2 separate regions of the Mus musculus genome follow, and region 1 is linked to region 2. The links are chromatin loops, found by intact Hi-C in ENCODE. Cell type or tissue: left cerebral cortex. All regions are shown on one strand. Links, peaks and the distances in the headings refer to the core of each region. The heading gives the core; the rest is flanking DNA.

Region 1 (2,923 bases), core at 244-2,743, 80 kb after region 2:
GTCAGAAACAGGCGTGGAGAAAAGGGATTTAATCTTCCTTCAGCCCAGTCACTGTCCCTTTTTTACTGGTGTCTGCTGATGGAAGAGACAACCCTGTGGCTCCTGAGTTCCTTCCATGTGTTCAGTAGGCTGTGTGTTCTTTTCTTAGGGCTCTAATGCTAGTATCTTTTCTAGTCAAGTCTAGTGTGGTAGTGCTTGTATTTTACATGGTGCCTTCTGTGAGAGATTGGAGAAAGTACGTTAGGCTTTACCACACAAGTGATTTGAGTTGTTTCAGGCTATGACAAGGGAGAGAGAATAGAATCATTAATAAACACCATTGATAACCAACCGTTGGGGCTGGAGAGATGGCTCAGCGGTTAAGAGCACTGACTGCTTTTCCAGAGGTTCAGATCCCAGCATCCACATGGTAGCTCACAATCATCTGTAATGAGATCTCATGCTCTCTTCTGGGGTGTCTGAAGACAGCGACAGTGTACTTACATTAAATAAATAAATAAATAAATCTTTAAAAAGAAATGACCAACCATTAATCAACCCAAGCCAGGGCTCTGTAATTATGGGACATGGAAAAGCAAGAATGCGTTTGAGATTCAAGCATGTTTTCCTGGAGCGGTCATGTCTGCCACTTATTAATGTTATCTGGGCAGAATGTTAATGTTTTACACGAACAATCCCATCTAATCCTTAAAACTTCATAATATGCACTGTTATCTCCATTTTATTGTGGGGACACTGATGCTCATAAGGTCCAGTTATCGTTCAAGGTCCACATGGCTGGCGGGCCAGACGAGGCCTGCAGTCACATCTGTCTGTCACCACATCTGTCCGTCACCGGCAGACTCTTTATTTATCAGTGCTATACAGAGCCAGGAAAGCCACCGACTTCTCAGAATAATGTTTGCTGTTGGGCTTTTGGGGTTTTTGGTTTGTTTATGTGAGATTCTACTGGGGTGGGGGATGGGGTTATGAAAGTTCATGCCCTGCCGTTGAGGTAGGTCCTCAGCAGCAAACTGGGGTTTTAAATGCTCTGAAAACGAAGTAAAACAAAACAGATAGAAGAAGAAGAAGAAGAAGAAGAAGAAGAAGAAGAAGAAGAAGAAGAAGAAGAAGAAGAGGAAGAGGAAGAGGAAGAGGAAGAGGAAGAGGAAGAGGAAGAAGAAGAACAACAACAACAGCAGCAGCAGCAACAACAACAACAGCAACAACAAGAAAGGACAAGAAAGAAGGAACAGAAAGAGCAACTAATTTTATTGAAACAGGGAAGGAAGCAGGCCCTTCTGAAGGTCGCTTCCCATGGCTTGTTATCCTACCACACATAAGCCTTTCTTTGCCTGGTTTGATTTGCAAACAAAAGTGAAACTTAGCTTGGACAGTTCCTTACAATCCCTGTTTTGAGGTAAAACAAGACTTAAATCCAGCCTGCTACAAGCTCCCAACTGACTCAAGGAATTCCTGGCAAAGTGGAGCAGACCAGGGTTATATAACTGGTCTTAGTCAAGTATCTCCTTTGCTTCCCATGAAGATTCATCCTGTAAGAGCCTTCTTCCTCTTGTGTCCTCTCAGGCAGCCCCCCCCCCCCAACCCTCAAACCACCACCTTTGGTCTCCCTGATACACAAACCACTATTTGCTTGACATTATATTATGTCTCCTGGACCTTTCTTAACAGTCAAAAATGCAGCCTCCTGGATAACTTGGTTATGAGAAAGGCACCCAAAGTGAAGGAAGGGAGCTGGAGAGGCTCAACAGTTAAGAGCAGCAGCTAGTCTTCCAGAGGATCCAGGTTCGATTCCCAGCACCCACAAGATGGCTTACACCCATCCATAACTCCAGTCCCAGGGGATCCAACACCATCTTCTGGTCTCCCTGGTGCACTGACATGCGTGTACACAAAACACTTGCACACACAATAGTAAAGTAAAGCTTGAATAAAAATGGCGAAGGACATACATGTTCATCTTGGAGGCCAACCAAGCTCTCAAGGATGGTATGTAGCTGGGATGTGTGCTCATCCTGGATCTGGTGGGGATGAGAGAGCCAGACCCAAGTGCACTACAGTAAGGACTGGTTTCTGATATAACCCGGACAGCAGGCTGCCTGCCTGCATATCTAGTAGCTACTGAAAAAGAGTAAATTTATAGAACCTGACAACTGGTACTTAATCAAATATCAAACAGCTCATTAGGAAAGAACAAGAACCGTGTAAATAGAGGCAGGGATTATACACACCCTCCCAGGGTATCTGAGAGGAGGGCCTGACCATTCACAAACATGCTTTAAAAATGGTGGCTGGAAGGAGAAGGAACAGGTTGGAACAGACTTCCAAGAGAATGGGGTGAATCCTTCGGGGACTCCAAAGGAGAAATTGTCACTAGCTCCTCAAGGCCAGGCTGCAGATGCGTGTCTGACGCTCGGACATTCTGACTCGGGCTCTGAGAGAGAACAGAAAGAACTAGGAAGAAGTGGCTCCAAGCCATCTAGTTAGAATTCTTTTTTTTTTTTTTTCATTGTATTTTTGAGATAGGGTTTTTCTGTGTAGCTCTGGCTGTTCTGGAACTTAGTTAGAACTCTCTTAAGTTCAAGAGAACTTCCTTGAAGTCACATGCTTAATTTTAAAAAATATATAATGTTCTTTTTGCCTTACTGTGGGATCAGTATAGAAATCTTTTTACATGAAGCTGCCATGTGAAGTTGTCCCTGTGAGATCTGAGCTGTGCTGCACCCCACTTAACTGCTCTGCACCCCACCACCATACTGGGGTTTAGGCTTCTAATTCAGCACGTGTGGGGGAACATAAATGTTCAGTCCATAACCCCAGACAAACACACGCGCACATACCGTCCTACTGATAGTAAAGGTTACCAACTCCAGATCCGGGTGCCCACTAATTCACTAGTAAATGAAGACCTCACATCCATATG
Region 2 (2,923 bases), core at 156-2,655:
TCCCAGAGCCTCCCAATGTGGGCCTCAGGGCTCCAGGAGACGCACAGGAGAAAAGGGTGGGTATTGTCGCAGGTCTTAAGACTGGGTGCACACACTCCAAGATACTAACAAATATCCCTCCGAGACTATCAATCTACAAACCATCAGCATTTACAGAAATGTGTTCCTGTAAGTCACAAGGACAGAAGCATAGCCGAAGAAGATGCTCACAAGTTATTGTTTATTACCAACCAGGCAGTGGACTTGGTAACTAAAGGGTTCAATTTTCACTTTTTACTTCATACGTTTCTATTTTAAGTTTGTTAGTTTTTTTTAAATTAGATAGATATTTACTTTGCAATTAAAAGATACCGATTAAATTTCTCAAGTGAAAAAACAATTTCAGTGAAATTAAAATAGATTCCTGGAAAATGCTGCATGCTTTTTTGCTTTCTGTGATGGTCAAGTTTATGTCTTACCTTGTCTAGGCCATAGATGGACATAGATGTGTGGTTCAACATCATTCTAGAAGTTTGTTGAAGATGTATTTGACATAAAAATTAATGTTTAAGTCTGTAGACTTGGGATACAATAGATCACTTTACATAACATAGATGGACCTCTCTCTTCCAGTTAGTGAAAGACCTTTTTATTGGGACCTGAGACTCAGTGAGTCTGGCCAGGGGGCCACAGAGATCCACCTGTCCCCACCTCCCCAGTGCTGGGATTGACCTCAGGTCCTTAGGCTTGCAGAGCAAGGATTCACCAACTGAGCTCTCTCCAGCTTTATCCTCTGGCCTGTCCCTCCTGACGCCCCTTCTTTCTGACAGGGTCATGCTATGTACCTCAGGCTGGTGTCAACCTCTTAATCTTCCTGCCTCAACTTCCAAGCCCTAAAATCTCAGGGGTGTGTGTGTGTGTTATCACCCTCAGCTAGCTGAAGACCTTGATAGAAAAAAAAATGGATTTCTCTTGAATAGGAAAAAAGTCTGCTTGTAAATTGCCCGTGGACTTGAATGCCAATTCATCCACAAATATCTATCCAGCTCGACAGCCTACTCCCCAAGTTTATGACTTATGGGTTTCCATCATGGCTTTAAAATCACCAACGGGTCTCTCTCTTTCTCTCTGTTTTTCTTTTTCTATTAATTAATTAAATATATTTGAACTCTATCTGCACCTGTTAGGCCAGAAGAGGGCATCAGATCCCATTACAGATGATTGTGAGCCACCATGTGGTTTCTGGGAATTGAATTCAGGACCTCTGGAAGAGCAACCTTAACTCTTAAGTGCTGAGCCATCTCTCCAGCCCCAGACATTCATTTTTCTTTATCTCTGTCTCTCTTTCTATAGTCACACACAGAGGGAAGCAAATGTATGTATGTGTGTATATAGTCATATATATATATATATATATATATATATATATATATATATATATATATATATATATATATGAATGTGTATATATAGGAATATGTGTACACACACACACACACACACACACACACACACTCATCTACGCACCCTGTAATTCTGATTAAAAGACTACCCCATTTCATAGAGTGTTATAATGTTAAGCGCATGGACAGACAGTTTGGATTGGATATTCCCCTCTCTGTTATTAGAGCACATCTTTGGGTCAAAGACTCTACCTCTTACACATTTTGAAGTCTTCATTGGTAAAACATGGCAGACCTTCCCCCACAAGACACAAGCATTGGTGGCGGGTTTAGTTACCTAATGCGTACACATTGCAAACACGAGTTACTTCCTTAATAGAACGTTGAGGAACAGAAAGGAAGAATGTATTACTGCTGTGTCCACTGAATTTAGGGTTGTAGCTCCTTACAAAATTCTGGCCAATCAAACTCAGAGCTTGGATATTGTCAAATGGCAGCCACTCGGACAACAGCTACGGTAAATACAGTTGCCAGCTAGAATGATACCAAAGGTAAGAGACTCACAGGAATGCCGTATCGGGTTCGGTAGAGAGTCCTCATGGCCACCGTTGTTCCACACAGACAACACTCATTCATGTCAGCTGCCACTTGACATCCAAGACAAGTGAAACAAAAGGTCCCACAGAGGCCTGGAAACATGAAAACAGGGGTACATGTTACTTTAGTCTGTCCCCATTGGCTACACCAAGATGAGGCCTTTCTCCTCTCTGCTGCAAGTCTGGCTTCGTTGTTTGGGTGGGGCTTCATTATGACCCCACCCCATCATTTCAAGAGGGACCGTACAGGAAAAGACCTAGCCCTTTTCCAGTAGTACGACTCATGTATAAATTACTGCAATCTATTCATAAAACCCTTGGTACTAACAATGTCCCCAACCGAAATCCAGTTGCAGGATACAATAGGAAAGATTAGGAGATAGGAAAGATAGGAGAACCAGCCTAGGATGCCCTGGGTCACTTCAGAGTGGTGCCTGCAAGGCTCTAACTGGGAAATACTACTTGAGCTGAATGGTGGAGCATGCTTAGAAATGTTTTTAACAACTAAAGGGGGAATAAGGCCTCTTTGAGGTAATTTGTCTCATCCATTCACTGTGGCCAAGGTGCTGGGTGGAAGAGGGGTGTGTGTGTGTGTGCGTGTTGATTATAAACTAGGAGTATTTATGTATGCATCAAGGCCAGGAAGAGCCACCAAGTATTTTGTAAGAGATTAATTTGCTCAGATCTGCATTAAGAAAATCTGTCATAGGGGCTGGAGAGATGGCTCAGAGGTTAAGAGCACTGACTGCTCTTCTAGAGGTCCCGAGTTCAAATCCCAGCAACCACATGGTGGCTCACAGCCATTTGTAATGGGGTCTGGTGCCCTCTTCTGGTGTGTCTGAAGACAGCTACAGCCTACTCATACATTAAATAAATAAATAATACATAAATATTAAGAAAGAAAATCTGCCATAAACCAAGTGGTGGTATGTGCCTTTAATACCA

The links. Peaks named below come from ENCODE experiments on the same cell type or tissue, not always from the same donor. Only the 100,000 strongest peaks of a DNase experiment are listed, where the experiment ranks them.
Region 1: a loop joins it to region 2, with 2.4 times the contacts of the local background. A loop is called at or near these places in 3 of 42 quality-filtered maps.

What each region holds. Positions count from the first base shown.
Region 1 is chr5:100,637,857-100,640,779 of GRCm38, forward strand. No RefSeq gene overlaps it. Among named protein-coding and RNA genes, the nearest start is that of Coq2, 35 kb to the right of the region's middle. In left cerebral cortex, for the core only: no CTCF peak of the experiment used is centred there; a DNase peak (open chromatin) is centred at 1,408.
Region 2 is chr5:100,557,806-100,560,728 of GRCm38, forward strand. Plac8 (placenta-specific 8) reads right to left here. Exons shown (of 5, transcript NM_139198.3): 3 at 1,947-2,071. Among named protein-coding and RNA genes, the nearest start is that of Plac8, 13 kb to the right of the region's middle. In left cerebral cortex, for the core only: a CTCF peak has its summit at 1,191 (motif pointing right); no DNase peak of the experiment used is centred there.